Linked DNA regions of Mus musculus: region 2 is linked to region 1. The links are chromatin contacts, found by Hi-C or POLR2A ChIA-PET in ENCODE. All regions are on one chromosome and are shown on one strand. Each heading gives the region's core, a stretch centred on a gene start or an enhancer-like site at or near the end of the contact. The rest is flanking DNA. Distances are from core to core; before and after follow the strand shown.

Region 1 (7,410 bases), core at 1,793-4,292:
TGGATTCCTGGAATTGTCTGACAGAGTGGAAGTCTGTTCTCCATCCCCTGACAAGCCGCACACTCCAAAACAGGTTATTTCGGTCACCCCAGCCACTGGTTCTCTGGCCTGACATGTGTCTAAATTAAATTGCTTTTAAATACCCATGCCACCGGGCTAAGCAAGCTGCATTGTCTATTCTGCCAGGACTGTCTTCAGTGACGATTCTTTTTGTCACCAGTGAAGCTGGCCTTGTCCAGAGAGCAACATGGTCTCAGCTAGTCAACCCTCCTGGCAGCTGTCAGTCTGGAGCTTGGTGATCCTCATTGCTTAACCTTCCGAGCCTGCTCTGTTGTCCTTTGTGGACTTAGATTCTAGTTCGTATTGATTTTTGGTTTCCTTACCAAAACTCGCACAGATGGTAAGCGTCTGACTCAGTGCATGGCAAACTGTGTGTGTGTGTGTGCCGATAACCTCAGTTCTGTCACCCAAGAAGCTCTCTTGTGCCCCCTTTTCACTAACTCCTGCCTCCATTATTTTCCCTTCTCTCCATAGATGACCTTTGCCTTGTTTCAGACTTCATGTAAATGTAACCGTGGTGCAAAGGAGAGAGCTCAGCCTGAAAAGCCATTGTTAAATTCAATCCCAGCACCCATGTAGAGACCTGTGTGGCAGTGCTGGCTTGAACCTCTGTGTTGGGGAGTCGGGGACAGTGAGATCCCTGGCATGGCTGGCTAGCTCCATTAGTGACTGGCAGGTCCAGTAGAAGGTATGCACTCCACCAACTAAGCTATACCCCAATCCCCCATTCTTCAAGTTTAAGGCAGGGGGTTTCACTATGTACCCCAGGCTGGCTGAAACTCTCATTCCTCCTGCCTCAGTTTGTAGAATGTGGATTGCCGGTGCCACTGCACCAGACTCTACCAGTATTTGTTAAACAAAGGATCCAAAGACAACTCGAGGCCAAAACTTGGCTTGAAGTCTGTGTCAGCTGGATCATAGACACAAGTGATCTCAGGCACAGAAGGCAGTGGGGTTATGAGGATCCAGAGGTAGCTGTGAGCAGCACCTGTAGATTGAGGCCACTAGAGAAGAAAGGGGCAAGTCCCTGAGTATGGTCCTCTCAGGGAGCAGGGTGCATAGCCTAGTGGCTCAGGGACAGAACACGGGATCTACATGGTGAAGGAGAAAACTGACCTCTGAGGGTTGTCTTCTGACCTTCACACACATAGTCCCCTCTCCAACAGAATGAATGAATAAATGTTTCAAAAGAAGGGAAGAGAAGAGCAAATGTGAGCCCTGGGGACAGAAGGTGGCGGTCCCCATTGTCACCACTTGTATTACTTCTTGCATCTGACCCAATTATGGAGCACTAACAGGAAGGCGCACTCTTATTTAAGTGATTTTGCCCCATTTCCCTTCATTTGTCTCTCTTTCTTTTAATTTATTTTAGACAGGGTCTCTTGTACCCCAGGCTCTCCTGGAACTCACTGGAAAACTGTGTATGTAGCCTTGAACGCCTTGGCCTCCCGGCTTCAACTTCCCAAACCTGAGATGACAGGGGTATCAACACACCCAGTTTTTCTTTGTAATTTGAGACATGGATTCTCAGCCTGGTGGTAGTAGTGGTTGGTGCATGCTTTTAAACCCAGCACTAGGGAGGCTGGGGCTGGCACATCTCTGTGAGTTCCAGAAAAGCCAGGGCTACACAGAGAAGCCCTGTCTTGAAAAAGCAAACGAACAAATAAACAAACCCCTCCAAATAATGAATTCTTGCTATATTGCCCGGAACCTACCCAACTTCCTAGTCTCCCCAGCGGCAGGCCGTTCAGGGATTGAGTCACTGTGCTAGCCTCCCATTTGATCAGCCTGTTGCCTTGGGGATCTTGCAGGCTAAATATTTTCACTCACCCCCTCCCCTGGGCCCCTAAGTCCCCATCTGACCTCAAACTGGCCTCCTTCCTCCACCTTGTCTACTGTTTACAGAACGCATCTGCTGACCGGTCAGGTCTTTCTGGACTGTGAGACCCCTTGTCACTGCCTCTCTTCTCTCAGTCTCAATTTTCTGCAAATTCATCTGCAAAATGTATTGGCAGAGAGGCTTCAAGGTCCCCTGCCCCCAACTCCAGGTTGTGACAATCCCTGATGGCTAATGGCCAAAGATCAGGGTTCAATTTGCTTCTGGGCTTGGAGGTGACAGAAGGACCACAGAACTGGAAAGATCTGAGTGGCAGGATTGGAAGGCCTCTAAGATTAAATTCTGCCGAGGACCTTCTAACATGTGGGGGGAGGGGCTGCCTTCCCGTGTCAGGAGAAGATTTAAGGAACCCCAAATATCACCACCCCTCTCCTGACAGGAGAGGGAAGAGTCCAGCTGACTACTTGACAAAGCACGCAGTAGGAGGCACCTGCCCCAGATTCTGACCTCTGCTATCCCGAGAGGAGCTGACTTGGGATAAACAAGTTTTGTTGTTGTATAGATAGTGGTTACTTTGTAATTCGGCCAGTGCTCCATCTTTACTCACCTCGGAGCCCCTGCTCCAGGGCACTGGAGACTGAACTCCTCCCACTTCACCTGTAATTCTAGATTTCACCTCCTACCGATCCTCTCCTTCACCCTAAGTCTTCGCCAAAAGGAGGGCTGGGAGAGCTCCCTATACACCGGGAGAGAAGAGAGAGGGGAAAGGGGGAGATTTGGAGGTGCAGTGCGGAACTTGTAGCAGGCGGGAGCAAAGGGAAGCCACAGAAGCACCAAGCCTTTAGGAGTACTATGAGGACCAAGTAGACAGCCCTTGCTAAGGTTTGGCCGCGGCGATGGCAGAGGCGGCGTCTGCGGAAAGCACACTCGCAGACGCACTGGCGGGGACACAGTAGCAGGTCTACAGGCGACAGAGGAATGTCTGCAAGCTAACGACTTTAAAACAGGGGTTCTGTAGCTACTTATTGGGACCGGGGATTTGGAGCCCCGGAGGGAGGAGTTAAAGGGGCGGGACGGGGAGGGCGCGGCCACCTATCAGGGTCCAGCCCGCCGCTCACAATAACCCGCCTCCAGCCAGCGCCCCCGACTCCGCCACCGGCGTCCCAGCCGAGAGGGTGTTCGGGCAGTTCGCCCGCCGCTACGCCAGCTCAGCTTGGCAGGTAAGCGTCTTGCAGCCCTAGCCCAAGTTGCTGGAAAGTTGGGGACCCGTGCCCAAATCCCTCGGTGGCCCCGGCTCTGAAACGTCCCCTCTGCGTCTGACACCCCAGAAGGTGCTAGTCTGGTCCGCGTGTCTCGCTGTGCGTCCATGCACTGGGGTGGCCCTTGTGTCCTGGTTCTAGGGCGCGCTGAGCAAGTGGCCTTCGTTGTCGCTGTGCCCTGGTTGTCGAAAACTTAGGGGGAGCAGCTTGAGACCAGGGCGCGGCACTGCCACAGTAGGGCGGCCAGGCTGAGCCCGGGCCGCAGGCGGAAGATGGCGTCGGCACCTGTCTCCGCGAGGACCGGAGAGTTCGCATCTGTCCCTCCCTCGGGGATCCTGGGATTCGCACCGTCCCTGCCGCGACCTGGTAATTCACACCTGTTCCCGACAGAATCCAGCTTCGCATCTGTCCTCTCTGGGACCCGGGGATATAGGTCTTCGAGGGGCAGCAGAAGGGCCTTCTTAGGCGACCTGGGTAGTTCAGACCATCATTTCCCCGAAGCTCCTAGCCACCTGCCTGCGCCCAGGCGCAGGGACTGGGAGTGCATCCGAGGGGCCGGCAAGGTCGCCGGTGTACCAGCCACAACCAGCACTGGGGGTTCAATACTTGTGTCACTTTTCCACCTTGTGGCCTTCAGGATGCGGATGCAGGTTGTTTTATAAACTTAATTGCTGTTCTGAAGTGTACTGAACCACCCCTACAAAGTGTTGTTTATTGTTGTTGGCGTTGATGCAGGTGATAACACTGTTACAGGGGTTTGGAGCCAGCTGCAGCTCTCAAGAAGGCTGGTCTCCTACCTACTTTGGGGGATGGGGGAGTTGTCAGTGAACCTTAATTTTAACCTCAGGGAAGCAGGCCTCATTTCAGATAGGCTTATGTCCCAACAGCTACATAGAGCTGGCTCCTTCAAAGCCTGGAGGGCTTTCTTAGAGGCCACACCAACCTCTCTACCTGTGACCTACTTTCTGTTCTGACTGTGTAGCTTTCTACAGGCTCCTCCACCATTCTGGACCTCAGTTTGTTGAGTTTGTAAACTGCGTTGTGGTTTAGCCTGGTGGGGAGGGACCTTTCCCAAGAAGTGGCTGAGTAGCTCGGCAATGCTACCTTGATTTCCACTAGGTTGGGGCATGTTTACTGTTGCTCCTTTACAAGTATACACCTAAGGGTCACCTGGGGTCCTTGGCTGCTTTTGGATCTAGTGTCCTGCCTAGGGCAGGTGGCACTCGTGACCTCCCAGCCTTGCCCCTCCCCACATCTCTCACTCCACCCTGCCAATTTTCTCCCCTCTATACTCCAGGATTTGAGACTTTCTTTGTTTTGTTTTGAGGCAAAGTTTCATGTAGCCTAGGCTGGCCCCCAGCTCACTATGTAGCTGAGGATGGTCTTGAAACTCCTGATTCTCTTACCTTCACCACCTGAGTTCTAGGATTCCAGGTATAGTTACTGTATCCAGGTTATTTGTAGCTGGGGATGGAACTCACAGCTCTGTGTATACTACCATTGTTTTCTTAAGTAAGGCCTCACTATGTAGCAGAGGCTAGCCTCGCATTCTCAATCCTTCGGTTTGCTTCCCTAGTGCTGACTTTTAGTCTGCTTTCTGTTGCTAATAAGATACAGTGCATTGGGTTGGGTTATAAAGAAGTAAAATTTATTCTGGCTTGTGATTCATGTGGGGTTGAGGGCCATCTTGGGTGACTCCCTTTTGTTGGCAGAAGACATACATTGTACATTTTACCCACCTCTCAAAGGTCCGGCCTCTAAACCCCACAGTGAGGTTGAGTTTCCCCTTTAAATACCTCACAAGGGGATTAAATGTCAACACCCCAATCTTTGGAGACCCCCAGGTCATATCTAACTACAGCGCCTCCCCTTCAAAGTCACAGAGCTGCTGTTTCTCAGTTGTTCCTCCAGAGTTAGGTTTTAAAGGTTGTCTGTGCTTTGCTCTTTTTCTATTTCGGAGACAGGGTCTCACACTTTATAGCCCAGGCTGTCTTTGAACTCTCAATTCTCCTGCCTCTGAGATCCTGGGGTTATGGGTCTTTATTGCTTATTTTTTAACTTTCTTAACTCAAAATGTGCACCTTTGCCAGAGGATGCTGGCTCTCATCCCGAGCTGGAAAACGCAGTGTGTCATTTTTCAACTTGGTGACAGGCTCATTTAACTTATCTTCTAAGCTGAACCCTAGTTAGCATTTTAAAGTTAGCTAGATCTGTTTTGTTTCCAGATCTGGGGATGGGACCCTGGGCTTTGTGTATTTTAAGCAACAGGGGGCCAAGAAGCAAGCAGGCCGCCTGGCTTACTTGGGGCATGGGATGCTGAAGGCTCAGTAAAGGGTCTAGGTAAGAGCCCAACACCACCAGAAGGAAGGAAGAGGATGGGGTCCACCTCCCAGAGGAGCCCAGACAACTCTAGTACTTCCTCCTCAGGCTCAAACATTCCAGAGCATATGAAGAACGTAGAAGCTGAAAGGGGAGGAGGTAGCTTGCTACTCTGGCCTTCTGTGATGGAGCTACTCTCCTGTCACAGTTGATCCTTTTTTGTAGCACTGGGAGGTTTATAAGGGGTCATCGGAGTGATACATCCCTGGCCTTTCATCTTCTGATGTCTTTGCTCAGTTGACATTTCTCTGACAACCCCTCCATGTCCACCCTTCCTGACATCTCACCCATTATTTGTTCTGTCCTATGCCCTTGGCTGTCTGAAATAATCTCATGTATTCGTAGCCTGCATGTTCTGTGAGACAAGGAACATCAAATTTTAGGTTCCTGGTGCCCATCATAGCCTGAACTCTCTCTGGATGGAGGGCTTACCTGCATGCTGGTCACTGTAAGGTGGTTGATATACAGTAATGAAATCACTGCTGGATTCGCTGAGAGCAAAGAAACCAGAGCTTGTGGACTGGAGATGTAGCTCAGTTGGTAGAGCGGCGGGATAACACACACAGATTCCTGGGTTCAGCTCCCAGGACCGCATATGCCAGGGGTGGAGGCCAACACTCGGAAGGAAGCAAAAGTTCAAGGTCATTCATTCTTGGCTGCATATTGAGTTGGAGGCCAATGTAGAAAACAGGAGACCCTGCCTTGAAAGAAAAGTCACAGGGTACATACAGTTTGCCATCTTGTCTTATTATGTTCCTTTCCCACCTCTCTTAGTAGAAGGGCAGGGGTATTTGGAAGGCCATATTGACTAGTGAGTCTTCAAGCTGTCCTGCCACACTGCCACAGACAGAATCCCCCCCACCCCCCGGAAAGCATCCTGTTTTCAGTGAGTTGGTTACATTTGTGGACAATTAATGACCCTTGCTTCCTCTGCGGCTGACTGAGTGAATCCTGCCAGAGAAATCACTGTTTTGCTCTCTGCCTAGAACAATTCGGAAGCTGTTTCAAGGAAGTGCCGAACGATGCCCGGCTTTTGTTGGGAGTGGCCACCAGGAAGCCAGCAGCAGGTCTGGACTGGACATGTGTGGCTGCTTCCTTTCTCCTACCCTTGGTTGGCTGAAGCCAAGCCTCAGAGAAAAGTGTCAGCAAATGCGTCCCGGGCAGGCGGGAGAGGGCAGGGCGCAGGGTGGCATGGAGAGGGCAGCTGATTTACCTAGTGTCAACACTGAGTTGTGACAATACAAAACACCCTCTGGGCACTGCCAAGGAAACCTGTTTTTCAGGAGATGGGAGAAAATGTGGTGCCCAGTTACCCGACCTGAGAGGAGGCTCACCATGCTCGGGAGGGGAGTGAAGGAGAACCTACTTGGCCGTCTGGTGGAAGGCTGGGTGCTGGAGACCACTCCAGGGTCCTCCACACAGGGGCATGGTCCCCCCTTGTCCCCGTGAACTGCTCATTCTTGCTGTTTTGCAGAGGACTTTCCCTGGGCAGACAGACAGGTAAACATTTACTGAGGCCATAAAGAGCCAAGTGCCCTATCCAAGTCAGCTGACCCGAGGTGCTGGGACAGCAGAGCCAGGAGCAGTGGAATTCTGTCCTGGAGACAGAGGGCCAAGAAGCAAGCAGGCCGCCTGGCTTACTTGGGGCATGGGATGCCGAAGGCTCAGTAAAGGGTCTAGGTAAGAGCCCAATGCCACCAGCAGGAAGGCAGAGGATGGAGTCCACCTCCCAGAGGAGCCCAGTCAACTCTGGTACTTCCTCCTCAGGCTCAAACATGCCAGAGCATATGAAGAACTTAGAAGCCGAAAGGGGAGGAGGTAGCTTGCTACTCTGGCCTTCTGTAATGGAGACAGAAAAGCAGAGAGTTCTGGTGT
Region 2 (7,217 bases), core at 3,583-6,082, 37 kb after region 1:
GTTTACAGAGTGATGTGGGATGTAAAACCATGCCAGGAAGTTTGATAAAGTAGAGCAGGTTGAGACCCAGAAACTCTTGGGCACACACCTGAGTGTTAGGTGACTCCCAGCTCTCTGCCAGATTCCCAGCCTGAAACACATGTCACGCTCCTTACATAAGGAAACATGACCTGTGGTCATGTAGGCCCAGAACTGAGTTCTCCATGCCAATGAGGTACCTAGAGGACCAGAGGGCTTAGCCAATAAGCTTCCCTTTCCAGACATTCCTCCCTGCAAAAGGTATTCAATCTCAGGCCTACCCTGAGAAGTGGGCTTGGGCCATTTTTCACCATGAACAACTAATAAACTGTTTAGAACCATGGACTGTCTTTTTCATCAAGATCTGCCATGGGGAGCCATGAAGAAGACCTTTGTCTACAGAGCTGCAGCCTAATCTCCCTTAGAAGGCCTTTCTGTGCTCCCAGCTCCAACTGCCACCCAGACTGCCTCCACCAAGCTAAGGACAATCACTCATGGGACAAGCGGGGGCTCCCTCCACCCCTGGCCCTGGTAGATGCTGTCCCCAGTCCAAGTCCCACCCCTACTCTGTTCTCTGCTCTTCAGAGACTCCTAGTGGCATCTGGATGAATCTGAGAAACCCATGGCCCCGGCCTCGTCACAGGCCTGGGACTCCCAAACCAGCTCCGGACCCCCAAACCAGCTCCGTCTTCCCCACATCTCAGAGCTTTCCCACCCCTGAGCAGTGTCTTGGTGCTTCCCTCCAGGCAGTGCAGTCAAACTCCCCACATTCTGCCTCCCCAGTGGCTGGGCAGTCACAGAGTGAGTTCGAGGATAGCCAAAGGCTACACAGAGAAACCCTGTTTCAAAAAAAAAAATTACAAAAAAAGACATGAATTCCACAGACTGAAAGAAGATAGAAACCCTAGTCACTGATTGTCTTGAAAACAGAAAGAAGATAAGCTGGGTTACCTGTCCTGGCTGGCCCTAGACTCTCTCCAGACATGGAGGAGAAAGCTAAAGAACAGGTGGTGGTTCTTTTGATTCTAGAGGCAGGTGGATCTCTAGTTCAAGGCCAGCCTGGTCTACAGAGTGAGCTCCAGGACAGCCAGGGCTACACAGAGAAACCCTGTCTTGAAACAAACAAACAAACAAACAAACTAACTAACTAACTAACTAACCAACCAGCCAACTAACTAACCAACCAACCAACCAACTAACTAACCCAAAAGCCAGGTCTCATTCCTTTAACAGCATCCTTTAAAGCTTAGCTGTGTGCAGTAGCAGCTCCTTCTAGAAATGAGGGAGAAAGAAAGTGCAAATCTATTTGAATATATCCTTGAAATAAAAAAGATTAGATCCTTGAGCCTTCACCTCTCCCCAGCCACTGGTCCCTGGAATCATCTGAGCTTCAGTTTGGGAAAATCAAGGGAAAGGTGGGGCAGGAATCCGGGGTTCCTTTGGAACAGGCTCACAGTGAATGCTGACTCTAGAGACCCACTCCAGTGTGCTGCTTCAGAAAGCTCCTGGAATGTTAAAGTCAGACCCCTATCCTCCAAGTAAAGGACTGGGGAACCATGGCAAATGCTAAACATTTCAGAAGGAAAACCCCGACGTCACGGATGTTCCAGAAGAGCGAACCCCAACTACTGAACAACAATCACCCACAGGCTTATTTTTTTTCTTTGATGATGATGATGATGGTGGTGGTGGTGATGATGATGGTGATCATCAGGCTTTTTCTGGATAGGGTTTCTCTGTGTATCTCTGGCTGTCCTGGAACTAGCTTTGTAGACTAGGCTGGCCTTGAACTCAGAGATCCACCTGCCTATCTCCTGATGCCCAGCTTTTGTACATTTTTTTTTTTAAAGATTTATTTATTTATTATATGTAAGTACACTGTAGCTGTCTTCAGACACCAGAAGAGGGAGTCAGATCTCATTACAGATGGTTGTGAGCCACCATGTGGTTGCTGGGATTTGAACTCTGGACCTTCGGAAGAACAGTCGGGTGCTCTTACCCACTGAGCCATCTCACCAGCCCTGTACATTTTTTAAATTGGGATAAGACATCCAAGGACTCCCATGCATCTAAGAAAAGCCTCTGATGGGCAGAAAAGAAAGCTAACATATAGATTTTGGAAGCTGAGGAAAGAAGAAAACAACAGTTTTTAAATATTAACTTTAGGGCCAGTAAGACGGCTCTGTGGGTAAGGGTGCTTGCTACTAAGCCAGAAACCCTGAATTTGGTCCTTGGAACCTACATGATGGGAGGAGAAAACCACATCTGGCAAGCTCTCCACTGACCTCATGTACAAAATAAATGAATGTTACAAAAAGGTAATTAAAAGAATATCACTGATCTCTTCAGGAGGTAGGACAGTGGGGTTCTGAGATAAAAATGGGCAGTGATTGACAGCAAACGGCTGGGCAGAATTGAAACCCTCAGTGGAGTCCAGAAGAAACCACTGGGGGGAGGGGGAGGACTAAAGAAGGGAAACAGAAGAACTAAGCAAGAACAGAGAGCGAGAAGAGCAACACGGGAAGTCCAGGGCCTTGAGTGACAGGCATTCCAGAAAGAGAAGTGAGGAAACGAAAGACGAGAAACTGTTAAAAAAAAAAAAAAATTCAGGTCTGAAAAGTAACAATGAGGCCTTCCACACTGTCAGGGCTGTGGAAGCCAGGCATGATGGTGCATGTCTGTATCCCCAGCACTTGAGAAGTCAGGATCATGGGTTCAAAGCCAGCCTGGATTATACAGGAGACTCCAAAAATAAAGATTAAACAAAAATGGGAGCTGGAGAAATGGCTCAGCAGTTAGGAGTACTAGCTGCTCTTCCAGAGGAGCTGGGTTCAATTCTTACAACCATCTGTTTGTTTGTTTGTTTGTTTGTTTGTTTGTTTGTTTGTTTTGAGACAGGGTTTCTCTGTGTAGCCCTGGCTGTCCTGGAACTCACTCTGTAGACCAGGGTGATGTCGAACTCAGAAATTCACCTACCTCTGCCTCCCAAGTGCTGGGATTAAAGGTGTGCGCCACCACGCCCAGCTCTCACAACCATCTCTTAACTTTAGTTCTAGGATGTCCAAGGCCCTCTTCTGACCTCTGTGGGCACCAGGCACAGACATGGTACGCATACATATATGTGGTAAGATACCCACACGTGTAAAACAAAAAATAAAAAGGTCAGGTCCTTTGATTGCTGGCTCAGTGGACTAAGTTTAAACTCACATAGGAGGCTGTGCTTGTAAAATTTCAAATCTTTGCAGCCCAAATTTACATCCACAGGCTGTAGCAAGAAGGTAGTAGCAACAACAGTCGAGTGCGCCAGAGATGTATACAGTTGCATACTGATGTCATAACACACAGCATGAGGCCGCTGGACCACAACCCACTTCCAAGGATCTGAAGGACAGAGGGACTCTGGCAAGAGCTCTAGGAGGACTAGCCAACCTAGACAAAATGAGCCACTGAGAGGGAAGATGCTTCAGTTAGTTTTCTGTTTCTATCACTGAATGACATACTGGGCCATTTATATAGAGTACAAGTTACCGTCCTCAGGGTTGTAAAGTTCAAGGTCAGAAGCTGCATCTCACAAGAGCCTCCTTGCTGGTGGAGACTCTCTACAGAATCCAAGGGATGTAGGGCTTCATCTGACAAGAGGGGCCCTATCCGAGAACCTGCACTGGCTGGCTTTGATACCAGACCTACACTCAGGATAACCGATGGATCTATTCCTGAATGAATCGTGAATGGATAGGGGCCACACCGTGAATCCTTGGGACATAGTCACCTCAAGGTCCACCTGGTCCCACTTGGTTTCACCTCTTGATTCTTCACAACGGGGACTAAATTTCCACCATAGATCCCCTCCCCCAGCTCCCTCTCCCCCTTCCCGGTGACAGTCAATCCTTTGCAAATACACAATAGGACGTGAAACCTATCCAGGAGGCAGACAAGGGTACGCCAGAGGGGCGCAGAGAGACTGAAAAGCTGTAGGCACGTACAAGGCATGTAGAGCCGTTGCCGCAGGGATTGGCAAGGCTGCAGAGGTGTGCTGAGAGATGTCTCAATCAGACCGCCTTCGGCTGCTGTGCTGCTGGTTAAGAACAGGAAGCCCGGGACTGGGACGATACCTTAGTGGGTCGCATGCTCACCTTTACCTTGCAGACACCAGGATCTGAGTTTCATTTCCAGAACCTGTGTTAAAACCCTGGGTATAGTAGTACACAGTTATAATCCCAGGGCCCAGGAGGTTGAAACAGGCAGATTGGTGGGGCTCCTTGCCCAGCCAGCCTACTCTAATTGACTCACAGGAAGAGGTTGAGGGCTGCCAGCAAGTGGGTGTGGCCAGGCATAGCGCCTAGGGCCTTACTAACACAAGAGGCAGAAAGCGGTTAGTTTTGTTTTCCTTTATTTTGGGCAGTGCTGGGGATTGAAACTCAGGGGCCTTTGCGTGCACAGAAAGTACTCCACAATGGAACTATATCCCAAGTCCCTCATTAAAACAAACAAACAAATAAACAAACAAACAAAAAACACAAAATACGGATAAGATGATAGGTAGAATTCAGCCAGGCACAGTGGGGGGGGGGGGGGGAATATAATACGCAGCTCAGACTGACTGCGAGCTCACTGTCATCCTCCTGTCTCGGTGTGAAATACAAACATGTGCCACCTCTGTGGCATTCGTTGTCTGCCTGTCTGCGATGCATCTCTCCCCTCTGTGTCCAGGCCCACGATGAGGAGAGAAAAAAAGAGGGGTGCCTGGTTGAGGGCGGGCCTGGGAAGGCAGGGTGCCTCCGGGTGCGGCGCAGGGCGGGGCGGGGCGAGGCGGGGTCAGCGGCTACCAACCTCTGTGCGCAGTGTCCTTCACGGAACAACCAGCGACTGCGTGAGCGGGGCTGTGGGTACGTGAGACCCTGACGGCGGGGAGCCAAAAGGGAAACTGAGGCCAGGTCCAAGCGGGAGGGACTCCTCCCGAGGATGTGCTGCTGAGGCTGAGGGTGTTTGGCCTTTGGGGACAGCGGCCAATGTCCTGTGCCTACCTCGGTGAGGCAGGAGTTGGCTGCTGCAGCTGGAGGCAGCTGGGCGGGAAGAGGAGATAGCCTCTGGCTGCTGGGAATCCTGCTTCCCCTGCAGAGGAGTTCTGGGATCCGTGGGAAACCGAGACTATGCAAAGCCCAGGAGCCAGGATTTGAGCGGCAGCTGCCTAAGCCTGCTTTGAGATCAAAGCCTGCATGTGTGGTGTGGACGCTTCTCCTGCGTAGTGATTTGTGAACTTGGGTACTGCGTGTGTGTGCCTGGCCGTCTCAGGGCTGAGACCCGCCAGCGTCTAGAAACTCTTGATAGTGGTAGGTACCTGAGGGGTGAGGCCGACAGACAGCAGGCTTGCTTTTTAAGCTTTTCTCTGATCGGAGTTTTCGGCTTCTGTTTGTGTTCCCCTTGTTAGGGGGTTGTGCAAGCGGCGCCTTGAAAGCCAGTTTTGTTTGATAAAGTTGCCACTCCGCCACGCCATTTCCCCACACCCCAGACCTCATGGTGACCAGTTCCTGCCGGTCCTAACTGACCTGTTGCTGGCGCGATGATTACTTTCAGAATGAGAAAAGCTGGCAAAAGGTATAAGGAGGATTTGCAAGTTCGTTAAAAACAAAAAGTCCTAAAATTCCTCGGGACAGAAACGGCTTTGCTGGAAGGAAAGCTCAAGGATGGGAGGAGCTTCACGCAGTGGACGGAAGAGGGCGTGGCCGGCTCCCTTCTGTTTCTGGGTCATAGTCTCTAGGGAAGCCCCAGGGCAACAGGTACCCCAGGCCCATTGGCTCTGACCTAGCTTCACAGATAGCAGCCTAGGAGAAGGAGGGCTCAGGCATCCTTTCTGGCTGTCCTACTAAGAGGTGGGGCCCGAAGCTCTATGGAGTGATGGTGCTAAGTATGGAGAGGGCGATGCTGTTGGCCTGTGTCCATCAGACACTGAGAAGAGAGACAGCCTGTGGACCTGATCCTTGCCCAGGGCATTGTATCCCAAGGGAAGGTGACCGAGAGTGGCCGAGTGTCATTGTGGATGTAGAGATACCAACCTGGAATGTTCTACAGTTTCCCCATCAGTTTCTTTCTTTCTTTCTTTCTTTCTTTCCTTTCTTTCCTTCTTTTTTTTTTAAAGATTTATTTATTTATTATATGTAAGTACACTGTAGCTGTCTTCAAACACCAGAAGAGGGCATCCGATCTCATTACAGATGGTTGTGAGCCACTGTATGGTTGCTGGGATTTGAACTCAGGACATCTGGAAGAGCAGTCAGTGCTCTTAACCCCTGAGCCATCTCTCCAGCCCCATATCAGTTTCTTTACCTGGAAGGTGACACTAGCAATAAACCCTTTCTGGGGACTGTGGATCAAAGAGAGGTGGCTGACCCCTGCCCTGTGGCTGCTGTGGGGAGTACATGAAGGTTTGACTGAGTGAGTGAGTGCCTTTGAGTAAGGCTTGGCTCCTTTACTGAGGCCCTGGGGTGGTGACCATCGAGAAGGCCTACTACCATACTCTCCTCTGTCTAGTCCTTATTCTTCTGTCCAAGATGCTCTCTGGAAATGAAAAGGTAGCCATCTCCTCCTCCCCTAGAGGAAGCAGCTGAGTGGTCCCTGAACTGATAGTCACAACCCTGGGTGGAGTTTTCCAGGGAGGTCTTGGTGTTCTGTCCTTCCTTCCTGGAACACCCCAAGGACCCTGAGCAAGCTGGTGACAGGGTGAAGCTTAGGATGTTACATGTCTTCTAGAAGAGACCGAAATAAAGGGTGAGTGGGTGGCTTTGCCCCTCTGAGTATCTCCGTCCTGCACTCTATACTATCCTGGGATTCCACCCTGAGCTGATCTCCTGCCCAGCTCAGTCTAGCCGAGGGGTGACTCAGCTTTATGGGCCCCACCCCTGCCTGTCTACCACCCCTCTGTGTGGGTGACTCAGGAACTGGGCAGTCTCCAAGAAGTCCCTGGAAGGTCCCTGGCCCAACTTTCTCCTTCAGTTTCAAGTGGGGTGGTGACTGTCCTGTTTTGTGACTTTGGATGGAAATAGGGGGCCCTCCCTTTGATCCCCTTAGTGAAGCAGAGCATAAAGATAGTCTTGCCTTCCAGGGCGGCTAGAGGGTGGGAGTAGAAACCTGGGGTCCAGTGTCCTGTCCCTAGATCCTGTCCTTATGGTATGTCTTTGGGACAGCCACCACACTATAATGGG

What was found. Hi-C counts contacts between places; a loop is a spot of excess contacts on that map. ChIA-PET counts read pairs that join two places held with the same protein, here RNA polymerase II (POLR2A).
Region 2: a loop to region 1 is called in a map of heart, with 2.7 times the contacts of the local background. The contact joins the promoter of Tspo here to the promoter of Bik in region 1. A Hi-C loop is called at or near these places in 5 of 37 maps with a recorded cell type or tissue (all heart). POLR2A ChIA-PET finds 5 or more read pairs at or near these places in 4 of 5 experiments (Patski and embryonic stem cell).

The regions. Positions count from the first base shown.
Region 1 is chr15:83,523,820-83,531,229 of GRCm38, forward strand. It overlaps Bik (BCL2-interacting killer), which reads left to right and starts at 3,043. Exons shown (of 5, transcript NM_007546.2): 1 at 3,043-3,117.
Region 2 is chr15:83,558,741-83,565,957 of GRCm38, forward strand. Tspo (translocator protein) reads left to right here and starts at 4,833. Exons shown (of 4, transcript NM_009775.4): 1 at 4,833-4,904.